Linked DNA regions of Homo sapiens: region 1 is linked to region 2. A link is a contact called in ENCODE Hi-C data. All regions are on one chromosome and are shown on one strand. The core of a region is the stretch at or near the end of the contact, and the rest is flanking DNA. Distances in the headings are between cores, read along the strand shown. Region 1 holds the start of PCNA-AS1 (PCNA antisense RNA 1). Region 2 holds the start of MKKS (MKKS centrosomal shuttling protein).

Region 1 (6,129 bases), core at 3,369-5,868, 5.3 Mb before region 2:
AAGTAACTTTATTTAAATTCAAAAACAATTCTTAAAACTGCATTTAGAGTCAAGACCCTTTTGTATTATAAAAATCACAAGTATTTCTAAGAGACAAAAATACTTCTAGGTTAACTAGACCAGATCTGACTTTGGACTTTATTCTTTAAACAAATTGCAGAGAATAGAGAAAAAAATAGGTTATTTACAGAAAACAATATCTACATATGTACTTAGAGGTACAAATTTGGTGACAGAAAAGACTTCAGTATATGCTGGCATCTTAGAAGCAGTTCTCAAAGAGCTTAGTTTTATTTTCTTGAATTTTAAGAATGCCTAAGATCCTTCTTCATCCTCGATCTTGGGAGCCAAGTAGTATTTTAAGTGTCCCATATCCGCAATTTTATACTCTACAACTGAAAGACAGGAAGATGGTTAATTACTGAGGAGTATGTATCACATATGACTACCTACAAAACAAGGTTCAAATTTATTATCTTACCAAGGGGTACATCTGCAGACATACTGAGTGTCACCGTTGAAGAGAGTGGAGTGGCTTTTGTAAAGAAGTTCAGGTACCTCAGTGCAAAAGTTAGTTGAACTGGTTCATTCATCTCTATGGTAACCTACAAAACAAAAGATTCATCATTGAAAAACATCAAGAAAGTTGCAATCTATTAGCTCATTATATATTTATAAAAACCCACAAACACTTGTATTGGTCACTTTGGAGGGAGCTATGAAAATTTTGAAGACTGATACATAAAGCAAAAGACTCGATTATCTAGCTTGTCTTTCCTATAGCTATAATTTAGATAACCAAATTATATAATATGGGAAAGCTTTTCTTTATGGAAGTTTTTCTAATAAGCAGCCAATAAGTGAATAAAACGTATTAATTTCAGCTCTGCAAACTCTAATTAATGACTTAATGGATCTAGACAATGACTATTATAGCTGCTAACATTGCAAACACATCCAGACACCCTGTGCCTCCTACTAGAGGCACACACCACCACCTATATTCTTGCTCTCTCACCCCCGAAACAAAACACCCTGAATATCAAGGCTCCAGGGCTATAGCTACCAGTCTGTAGGACACACAGGGTAGAGGAATTTATGTATACACAGGAATGCAATCAGCAAAATCCAAACTCTGGAAAACTTAATAAATGATCTAATTTCTTCAACAAATAGATTGTAATGGAAGGGGGAAAATGAAATTAGGGGAAACCAGGCTAGGTGTGTTGGCACACACCTGTAGTCCCGGCTACTTGGGAAACTGAGGCAGGAGGATCACTTAAGCCCTGGAGTTTGAGGCTGTAGTGAACCGACTGCACCACCGCACTCCAGCCTGGGTGGACAGAGCAAGACCCTGTCTCAAAAACAAAGAAAAACAGAAAAAGAAAAAAACGAGGTTGGCAGGAGTGGAAATGTGATTCAGGAAACAGATAAAGAATCAGCTCCTAGACTTTATTAATTTAAAAAAAAACCTTTCAACTGAATTTTACCTTTATTTAAACTAAATGTTGACTACCCATTCAAGGGACAAGAGAGCAATATATAGTATTTATTGTAAGCTTATAATATGCCACACACAGCATATGCTAAGCTCTTTAATGCTACCGTATTTAATCCTAACAAGGTTATGAGGTTAGGACCTTTGTCCTTGATTTACAAAGTTTTAATTTATGCCCAGGTTAGCGAGTTTTTTTTGTTTGTTTAAGATGGAATCTTGCTCTGTCACCCAGGCTGGAGGGGAGTGGCATGATCTGGGCTCACTGCAACCTCCGCCTCCTCGGTTCAAGTCATTCTCCCATCTCAGCATTCCAAGTAGCTGGGATTACAGGTGTGCGCCACCACACCCGGCTAATTTTTATATTTTTAGTAGAGATGGGGTTTTGCCATGTTCTTTCTATTTTGGTTAAACAAGGGCTCTCTAGGTACTCTCAAAGTTGCATGGAGTCTGCTTTCTAGCCTTAGTGAGAAGTCTCCTTCCTGTTTAACCTTTGATTCCTACAGCCTGTGACTTTGGCTAAATTGTCACTTAAGGTTGCTCAGCCTGCTTCTCCACCTTTAAAATGGGCTACCAATTGGACCCACAACATGTAAGCTAATATTAGGATTACATAAGTGCTCCAAACAGGTAGACTTTTACTCCTAACCATATCCTTCTATTGAGCTGCTGTCCTATGCTCAATTATTTGGTAAGAGAGTAAGTATCTCCAGAAAGCTAAAGGTTATACGCCTAACTTCCCAATCCTACCCTTAAGAGCCGGTGTGGACTTGATCCATAAACCACTGTTCTGTGGTATGTACACGTGCTGAATTTGTATTCCCTTCTTGCAAATATAATTCTAAATTGGATGACACTTATAAATCATTCGCAGATTTCAACAGTATCTCAATTTTCAGAAATTACTTGGGATCCAATTCTGTCTACTTTTAATTTTAGCAATTAACCTAATAAGCAGTATTATAATTCTCTTCAAACTATTTTCTTTTTACTTAAAAACTACTTACAGCTTCCTCCTCTTTATCGACATTACTTGTCTGTGACAATTTAATGTTTCCATTTCCAAGTTCTCCACTTGCAGAAAATTTCACTCCGTCTTTTGCACAGGAAATTACAACAGCATCTCCAATATGGCTGAGATCTCGGCATATACGTGCAAATTCACCAGAAGGCATCTTTACTACACAGCTGTACTCCTGTTCCTATTAAGAACAAAAATTTTCCAAAAGTTAATTGTTAGAAATTTAATGATTTGGCACCCTCACTTTCTTAAAAGGCAACACCTAAACAACTCAGAATCAATATTTTCTGATTACTTTAAAATATGACTTGCGTAATTTCTTAACAAACTCCACTCAAAAAAATAAATGGCTATTAAATGCACCATCCAGGGAACAAGAGCCTCCTCCTCCTCATCCTCCAGGGATAAAGTAAGAGAACATTAGAGTATGGCACAGAAATCATGATGGCGCAAGCAGGCCTAACTACTTTCTAAAAGAAAGCAAGAGAATATATTAGGCATTTTCAACATTCAAACATTTCTTCTCTCCTTTGGTGTTTATAAACCTAACCTGGATAAATTTCTTCCAAGTCAGCTTTAAAATCCACTTAATAAAAAGCAAGCATTCTAGAAGGAAACAAATTTTAAAAGAGGTTCATGGAAGTTAATGCAAATAGACAACTGGCAGTAAACAATAAATTTAACCTGTGAGTTTTAGACTTGTGGTGAACAACTATCCAAATACTAAAATCTCTCTTTGAAACATGCACCAGTAGATATATTTCTAGAAAAAGTTGTTATGAAGTAGGCTTAAATTATATTAACATATCTTGACGGAGGAGGATCACTTGAGGCCAGGAGTTCCAGACCAGCCTGGGCAAGACTGCCCCCACGCCCACACACAAAAATGAAAAAATTAGCCAGGTGTGGTGGGACAGGCCCGTAGTCCTTCCTAGCCACTTAGGAGACTAAGGCAAGAGGACTGCTTGAGCCCAGGAATCCCAGGTTAGAGAGAGCTATATGGCACTACTGCACTCCAGCCTGGGCAACAGAGCCAAGACCCTGTCTGTAAAAATAAACAAACATTCTATGACATAACTATCGTGCCTGTGTACAGCACTCTCTACAATGAGAAACTGATACTCACTGGAATTCCAAGTTGTTCAACATCTAAATCCATCAACTTCATTTCATAGTCTGAAACTTTCTCCTGGTCTACCAAAAGAAAGCAGATGCTTTTGAGAAATACTGACACAGAGTTTTGATTTTCTGTAGCTTCGTGACTCGGTAAAAAGGTACGACTTACTTGGTGCTTCAAATACTAGCGCCAAGGTATCCGCGTTATCTTCGGCCCTTAGTGTAATGATATCTTCATTGCCGGCGCATTTTAGTATTTTGGACATACTAGAAGACAGGAGACACATGCTTTAAAATCAACGCCGTCTGCTGAAGGGCTGTATTTCGAACGCGGTTAGAAGGGGTTACCACTCTCACCCATCAGGCCGTCTCAGAACTGGTGGAGGGTAAGCGGACTGCTGGAGGATGCCATTATTAATGCAGACGTTTTGGGACGCATCTGGCAGTATTTATACTAAAATACCACCAGCAGTGTCCCTTCTGGATAGAAACAATCTCCTGCCACTAAGTAGGATGACAGGCTGCCACATTTCTCGCAAGGGCATTATAAAGCATTTAAAGTCAACCGCGACTGAGCCGGGAGGATCGCTTGAGCCCAGAAGTTGGAGACCAGCCCGGGCAACACACCGAGACCGTCTCAGAAACAAGAAAGCCACAGCTAAAGCGTCCATTCAAGGCCAACAGGATTTAGTGAGCAAAGAGCCCTGGAACAGTGTTCCTGGCACTGCGGAAAAACCCTTGATTTTCCCGCCACCACCCGCTTTGTGACTTTGGCGCGAAAAAGCAGGTTCGCGCAGCAGCCAGCGCGGGCTTTTCCGAACCGCGCGCTCAGCTGGGCCCCACCCCACTGCGTGGCAGGCCAATGAGAAGGCGCGGATGGCCCACGCCAGCCAATGAGGGCTAGGCTCGAAAGCGCTCCCGCCAAGCACCGGAGGTGCAGGCGGGCCGGGGCCGGCTTCCCGGGGCCGCGAGGCTCACCTGGTGAGGTTCACGCCCATGGCCAGGTTGCGGTCGCAGCGGTAGGTGTCGAAGCCCTCAGACCGCAGGGTGAGCTGCACCAAAGAGACGTGGGACGAGTCCATGCTCTGCAGGTTTACACCGCTGGAGCTAATATCCCAGCAGGCCTCGTTGATGAGGTCCTTGAGTGCCTCCAACACCTTCTTGAGGATGGAGCCCTGGACCAGGCGCGCCTCGAACATGGTGGCGGAGTGGCAACAACGCCGCTACAGGCAGGCGGGAAGGAGGAAAGTCTAGCTGGTTTCGGCTTCAGGAGCCTCAGAGCGAGCGGGCGAACGTCGCGACGACCGGCTGAGACCTAGAAAGACAACGACCACTCTGCTACGCCTGCAACCGTTTAATGCCGCCGCGTCCGCAAGCGCGCGCTCTCACCCTGCGCCGCGTTGCGACGTCACCACGCTGTCCAGCCCACGGCCTTGCGGGGAAGACTTTAGGGCCAATCGTGTCCATGCTCCCCGCGAGGCCCGCCCCCTAGAGCATACATTGGAGGAAGCGGGCGCAGGGCGGGGCAGCGTCGCGCAGGTCTCCCCGCCTCTTTGACTCCTGAACCCGGCCGCAGAACAAGTCCGGGCATATGTGGAGATCGGGTCCCGGTCCCGGCTCGTCAAGCCCCAGCTTTATGGTGGCTCCTCAGCCTCCCACTACGTGGGTAGAAAGTTTCCAGCCACGAAAGTGAAAGTGAAATGCAAATCAAGCCTACCGGGAGGAAAAGCCTCCTTGCAGCCTGAAGAGAGTACAGCTGCTGCAAATATGCACTTTATTTTTCAATTACAGAATTGATGCGCTCGTAGGTGTCACAAGATAAAGAGGTGAATTGTTCTGTTAAACTTAGCTCCCTATCATCCTCTTAACATTCCCCCGCCAGCTCTTATAATCACTCAATCGTTCATTGTATAAAGCTTTTAAAGCTTTTTTAAAAGTTCGAATACACTTTTTTTTTTTCAAAAATGCACTCATTCCGTAAACACTTGGAAAAGTACTTAATAAAGTACATTTAATTTTATGCCACGTACATCTTTTATCATATCAGTACCTCTTTAAAACATAGCATCACATGTATATAACATAATTTATCAATCTCCTGTTGTTTAACTACAAACACCTTTGAGCACTTAGGCAATTTTGGTGATATCAACTCCTTGAAGTAATACAGCTGAGTCAAAGAGCGTACACATTTAATATTTTTTCTTTTCTTTTCCTTTCTTTTTGAGATGGAGTCCTGCTCTGTCATCCAGGCTGGAGTACAGTGGCGCGATCTCAGCTCATTGCAACCTCCGCCTCCCAGGTTCAAGTGAGTCTCCTGCCTCAGCCTCCCGAGTATCTGGGATTACAGGTGCCTACCACCACCCCCGGCTAATTTTTGTATTATTATTATTATTTTTTTTTAGTAGAGACGGGGTTTCACCATGTTGGCCAGGCTGGTCTTGAACACCTGACCTGAGGTGATCCACCTGCCTCGGCCTCTCAAAGTGCTGGGATT
Region 2 (5,429 bases), core at 2,510-5,009:
TATGTCAAAAAGAAAAAAAACATTACTGGAATTAACCTGTAGTATAGCAAGAACTGGAGAGGATTAGAATTAATGCCCAAACTAAGGGAAGTGGTCCCCATAAAGGAAGGCCCACTTCTCTGGGCAGTTTCAGTTAGTTAGCTAAGAATAAAAATACCCAGTCTCAACAGAGAGGTTCAGAGGTCTTTGGGGTTTGACTAGGGTAGTGAATCTGGTAATTAGATTCTAGGATATTATAGGACAGATAACTGTCAAGCTTCTAAAGTGAGAGCCAGGAAAGCTGTGAAGGAAGTCAGAAAACTGATACAGAGCAAAGAAGCAAAGACGGTGAAAAATTTCATGTATGTTTCTCTAATAACAGTTAATAGAGCAGCCAAGTGATCAAATGTGAGAATCCTACAATGACTGAAACTTGGTCGACATTTTCAGACACGCTGTTGGTCTGAAACAACGTTTTACATAAGAGCAAAAGCATTGAGTAATGGCGAGAATCAAAGTCTAACCTCCACCACAAATTAGTTATGGTCTTGGACAAATTACTTCTCTCCTGCCTCAATGTCATGATCTGAAATAGGGGGCCACATTATGAAGAGAACTATATACATTCATAGCTTAGTACAGTGCCTAGCATGTGGGAAGTGCTCAATACACGGCAGCCATTACTTTTATTGGGAGTATATTATCTTATACGAATCATATATAAAAATAGGCACCCCTGGAGGTTCCTGCTTGATCAAAGCAATTATATATTATCATCGAATATTTTGACTAAAATTGGGTTCCAACTTATAAGGTGAGGAAATACTGTAAAGACAAATCCAAACACAGTCATGTATCCCACATTCACAATATTTAGGGATTAGCAATTTTCACTTCAAATATGTACAAGATTAATTCTATCCAAATGCTCACTTAGTGTCTATTAGGTGCTAGCAAGACTACTAGCCTCAGGGGGGAACTACCAAGAAGAGTAAGGCATGATTCTTGTCCTCAAGGAGAATACAGGTTTGAGAAGATAATGGGACAATCTTAATAAAACATAACTCAATGCTGTATAGGGTCAAAAAACCAAACCAAACCAAACCAAACCAAACCAAACCAAACCAAACCCGCACAAAAAACTGCATAAAGTCTTTACCAAGTTGACTCATTTTTCAAAATCATAGTTCTCATTTTTTCCTCTATCCTCCTCTGAATTAGTCTCAATCCATTTTTACTTACTCCATCTTTAGTTACGGCAGGGAGTCAAGATCTAGAAAAACTAGTCACTGCCACCCACGATAACAGAAGGTAGCAGCCACTTGTCTTCTCTGCTATATTCCTAGTGCGTAGCAGAAAAGTAGAGAATCTTGTCCCCTTTGGTCCACAGAGGATGGCTTATTCTTCTGCTTCAGCTCTTAGTTCAGATGTCACCTACTCAGAGAGCCTTTCTCTCAGCACTCAACCTAAAGTGTTTTCCCTCTCCCTCCCCATTATTCTCTAGCACGTGATTCCTTCAAAGCCCTACCTTTGTGATGAATGCTGTGATGTGCCACCCTGACCCCCCTAAGGAATGAAAGGCTTATTTCCCCAGCTCCTGGAAGAGCTGAGACAGACCTCGGCTGCCAGCCTCCGTCCATGATTGACTTGGCTGAAGAGAGTTGAAGTTAGGCCCTTTCCAGGGAAACAGACATCTAACGACAGATCAATCAAGGGGTATAAAAGCCTGGCCCTTCTCTTCAACTTTGAAGGGCCAACCCAGCACTAGAGTTCCTGTGGGACTGGTGGAGAACATCCTTGAGACTTCACTGCAGCTTAACTTTTTCTATTGCCCAATCCTGCTTCCTTTCTTCCTTGGTAATCATCCAAAAAGTCTTCTCTAGTAAATGTCCTGCCTCTAAATCTCCTCAGAGTCTGATTCTCAGGAAACCCAACCTAGGACAATCTAGAAACATCTTGCTCAATATCAATGTGCAATCACCCCTCAGTATTTGGGGGATTGCATCCAGGACCCATGATGGATACCCAAATCCAGATGCTCAGGTCCCTGATTTAAAAATTGTGTAGTAGGCCAGACGCCGTGGGTCATGCCTGTAATCCCAGCACTTTGGGATGCCGAGGCGGGTGGATCACCTGAGGTCAGGAGTTCAAGACCAGCCTGGCCAACATGGCGAAACACCATCTCTACTAAAAAATACAAAAATTAGCCAGGTGCAGTGGCGGGTGCCTGTAATCCCAAACTTCTCCGGAGGCTAAGGCAGGGAGAATTGCTTGAACCCGGGAGGCGGAGGTTGCACAGTGAGCAGAGATCCAGCTTCAGCCTGCGCGACAGAGCGAGACTCTTTGTCAAAAAAAAAAAAAAAAAAAAAAAAAATCGTGTAGTTTTGTACACAACTTGCCACCTCCTTCCATGTACCTTAAATAATCTCTAGGCTACTTATAATACCTAATACAACGTTAAATGCTATGTAAGTAGTTGTTACACTGCAGTGTTTAGGGAATGACAAGAAAAAAGGTCTGCACGTGTTCAGTACAGATGTAACCATCTTTTTTCCCCCAGAATGTTTTTATTTATTTATTTTCTTAAATAGAGTCTCTGTCGCCCAACCTGGAGTGCAGTGGCGTGATCTCCGCTCACCGCAACCTCCGCCTCCAGGGCTCAAGCGATTCTCCTGCCTCAACCTCCCAAGTAGCTGGGATTACAGGCGTGCGCCACTGCGCCCGGCTCATTTTTTTGTACTTTTAGCAGAGACCGGGTTTCGCCACGTTGGCCTGGCTGGCCCCAAACTCCTGACTCAAGTGATCCGCCCGCCTCGGGCTCCTAAAGTGCGGGGTTACAGGGGTGAGCCACCAAACCCCGCCGCCCCAAAATATTTTCTATCCGCAGTTGGTTGAATTCACACATGCGGAACTCATGGATAGGGAGCGTATTGTTTCTCCCCCATCACTAGAACATGGAGTCAGGACCGTGCAAGTCCCTCTTGGTCACTGCCGTATCTACTAACTCGGCAGTGCTGTAGACACGTGTATATCTGTTTATGGATAAACTGAAGATGTTAATGAATGAATGAAACCGTCATATTGAGTCTCTGAAACGGCAACAGGATTTGGGTATGGTCTTATCGGGGAGGAAGACGAGCATGACCTTAGAGGGTCATCCCTACAAGGTCCACAGCCCTGCAAGCCCCGCGGCTGCTTTCACGTAGCTGGCAGGGCCACGCTGCACAACGTCTCTAACGCCGTCGGAGGGCGGCCCCCACCTCCCGACAGCCTGGGGTACACCGTGCACCCTCCAGACAGTCAGGGGCACACGGGGCCCCTCCCAGCGAGGGAGGGGACGGGGAGTCACAGGTTCGGCGTAGAAGGCGGCAGCGCAGGTGGGAGCGTGGTGAGGCGCCACTCCTCCAGCTCTCCCCACCGGCGGGAAGACCTCCTCGCCGCCCGCATCCGTGCCGACCGCAACATTTACCATCGGCAGCTATTTCAGAGGTCGGTCTTTCGCCTCCTACAGAGAGCCAGCCTCCTCCTTGTCCCCGCCCTCAAATATCCTTCAGTGAGGACACCGGTGACCTTTGGGGGTGGAGAGGGAGGCGCCTACAAGCCCCTTCCCCTCTCTTCGGCCGGACACAAAGCGGGCTTTTCCACCTAGAGTCCCAGCGCTCTCACCTGCGCACCAGCCGTCGCGCCGCCCCAGGCCGCCACCGCCAGAGGCCCCAGAAACAGATCTCAAGCAGCCGCTGCTGCCGCGGATCCCGACAACCTTCGCGTCGCGCGAGGGCACGGAGCACGCGCAGCTCTGCGGTCGACGCCGGGCCGCCCCCACTCCGCTTCTCCGGGTTTTCCGTGAAGCTCCAGCCAACAGCGGCCGTCACCGGAAAAAACGGGGAGCGAAGTTTATTCAGCGTATATTCCAGCAAATTGTTGAAACTGAAATTTTAAAAGAACGCATAAAATTTAAATAACATATCAAAATGGCACAGCTTCTGCCTTTTGGTGAGCGCTTGACAATGATTTATTGAATGAAAGAAAGAAATAGTCCACTGCGCTCTGCTCTCTGTCCTGACATGACCAATTACAAAGCGCTTGGATTTGTCGCTCAGCGCCAGTATCCCGCCTCTCTGTGCGGTTGTCTGGAAAATCAGGATTTTTACTCTCCCGTAACTCCCGGGATCGGGTTTGGAAAACGGACATGCGCCGTGAGAGCTAGTTGCCTTCTACTAAAGCATCCGCCCTCAGTCCTTCCTGAGGGCTTACAGGGAAGTGCGGAGTTTCGCAGCTCGTACTCTTCACAGATTAGATAATTCACCCGGCATTTCCCCATCCTGCTTCTGGGTTCCAGGACAAAACTTTTATTCTCTTTTAACATTAAAAAACATATAGGAAGTTATGTTCAAACATGGCTATTTTTATTAAAATTTATCCGGCACTGTGAAAGCTACCTTTCCTTTCTCACAATCTTTCGCACCGAATATATGTTCCATTCTTGAGCTAGTCATTTTCCAATGTTAAGAAAACACACCACAGAAAAGCGTTTTTTTTTCTCTCGGTCAGTTCAACTGCCTAGCACCGTGAGTTACCATGATACGTTATTTGCTAATGAGAGTCATTGGGGTCCCAGCCTTTAAAAATAGCCTGCGTCCGGCGCCATTTTTGTTTTGGGCCCACTTTGAAAGCCGCGATATTCTGAACAGAGGCCATTTTTCTTTTGGGCAGATTCCACGGGCCATCGAAGTGTTTCGCTGCCATCTTAAATCCTGGCTGTGGCCTCAATCCTGCAGCGAAGCTGCCCAGATCATTTTGTGTTTGGGCGGCGGCTGAGTTCCCAAACGCGCGCGGAGACCCTGGGAAGGAGGAAGTAAGCGCGAAAGTGCTTCCCTTAAGCTTCTGAAGGTTGGCTGCAGTTCCGGCTACCTGTGTAGTCCGAGTTTCCACAGCCAGGTACTACTCCGCCAGTGACCCTGGACAGTAACAAAACATATAAAGCCCGAGCCCAAACCCCGCCACCATCATAGGTAAGCACATGGACCTCTGACAACCTCAGATGTTCCTTCAAGTGAACTGAACTGTTTGCCCATCTCCTCCCTCCTGGTTTTTGGCTTTGATTTTTTGAGACTTTTCCGAATCCTTCTCCCTGTACTTCCACCTTTCTTCATTGTTTTCAAAAAGCCAAAAAGTTGCTAAACATCAGGATGCCATGAGCATGGGCATTACGGTGGAGATATTATTCAGGAAAGTTAACTGTCTTTGCACAAAGGGAATGCAGTAGATGGGCCAGGTATTTGTATCAAATCATGGCTACCTGCATCCAGCAGTACAAATACCTCCCCCTTCCCAGACATTTTTGGAGATGTGAGGTAAATACAGATTGCGTTTGTATATACTTCCCATTCATTCATTTATTCATTGCATTTCTTGAGTACCTAATTTGTGCTAGGCCATAAGGATTCAGG

The links. Hi-C counts contacts between places; a loop is a spot of excess contacts on that map. Pooled maps may share reads with other maps.
Region 1: a map of B cell shows a loop between it and region 2 (32-fold over the local background). The contact joins the promoter of PCNA-AS1 here to the promoter of MKKS in region 2. A Hi-C loop is called at or near these places in 3 of 168 maps with a recorded cell type or tissue (B cell, left colon and naive thymus-derived CD4-positive, alpha-beta T cell) and 10 of 50 pooled maps.

Annotation. Positions count from the first base shown.
Region 1 is chr20:5,114,968-5,121,096 of GRCh38, forward strand. It overlaps PCNA-AS1 (PCNA antisense RNA 1), which reads left to right and starts at 4,619. Exons shown (of 1, transcript NR_028370.1): 1 at 4,619-5,002. PCNA (proliferating cell nuclear antigen) reads right to left here and starts at 4,991. Exons shown (of 6, transcript NM_182649.2): 1 at 4,611-4,991; 2 at 3,802-3,899; 3 at 3,643-3,710; 4 at 2,503-2,697; 5 at 482-605; 6 at 1-395. The coding sequence starts at 4,831. The coding sequence ends at 316. RefSeq lists enhancers at 3,565-4,445, 4,185-4,334, 4,446-5,326, 4,775-4,944, 5,075-5,524 and a silencer at 4,525-4,584.
Region 2 is chr20:10,430,463-10,435,891 of GRCh38, forward strand. It overlaps MKKS (MKKS centrosomal shuttling protein), which reads right to left and starts at 3,760. Exons shown (of 6, transcript NM_170784.3): 1 at 3,646-3,760. SLX4IP (SLX4 interacting protein) reads left to right here and starts at 4,843. Exons shown (of 8, transcript NM_001009608.3): 1 at 4,843-4,991. It overlaps LOC128706665, which reads right to left and starts at 3,760. Exons shown (of 3, transcript NM_001394148.2): 1 at 3,646-3,760. LOC128706666 reads right to left here and starts at 3,760. Exons shown (of 3, transcript NM_001394149.2): 1 at 3,646-3,760. RefSeq lists enhancers at 1,155-1,656, 3,607-3,666, 4,557-4,786, 4,947-4,996.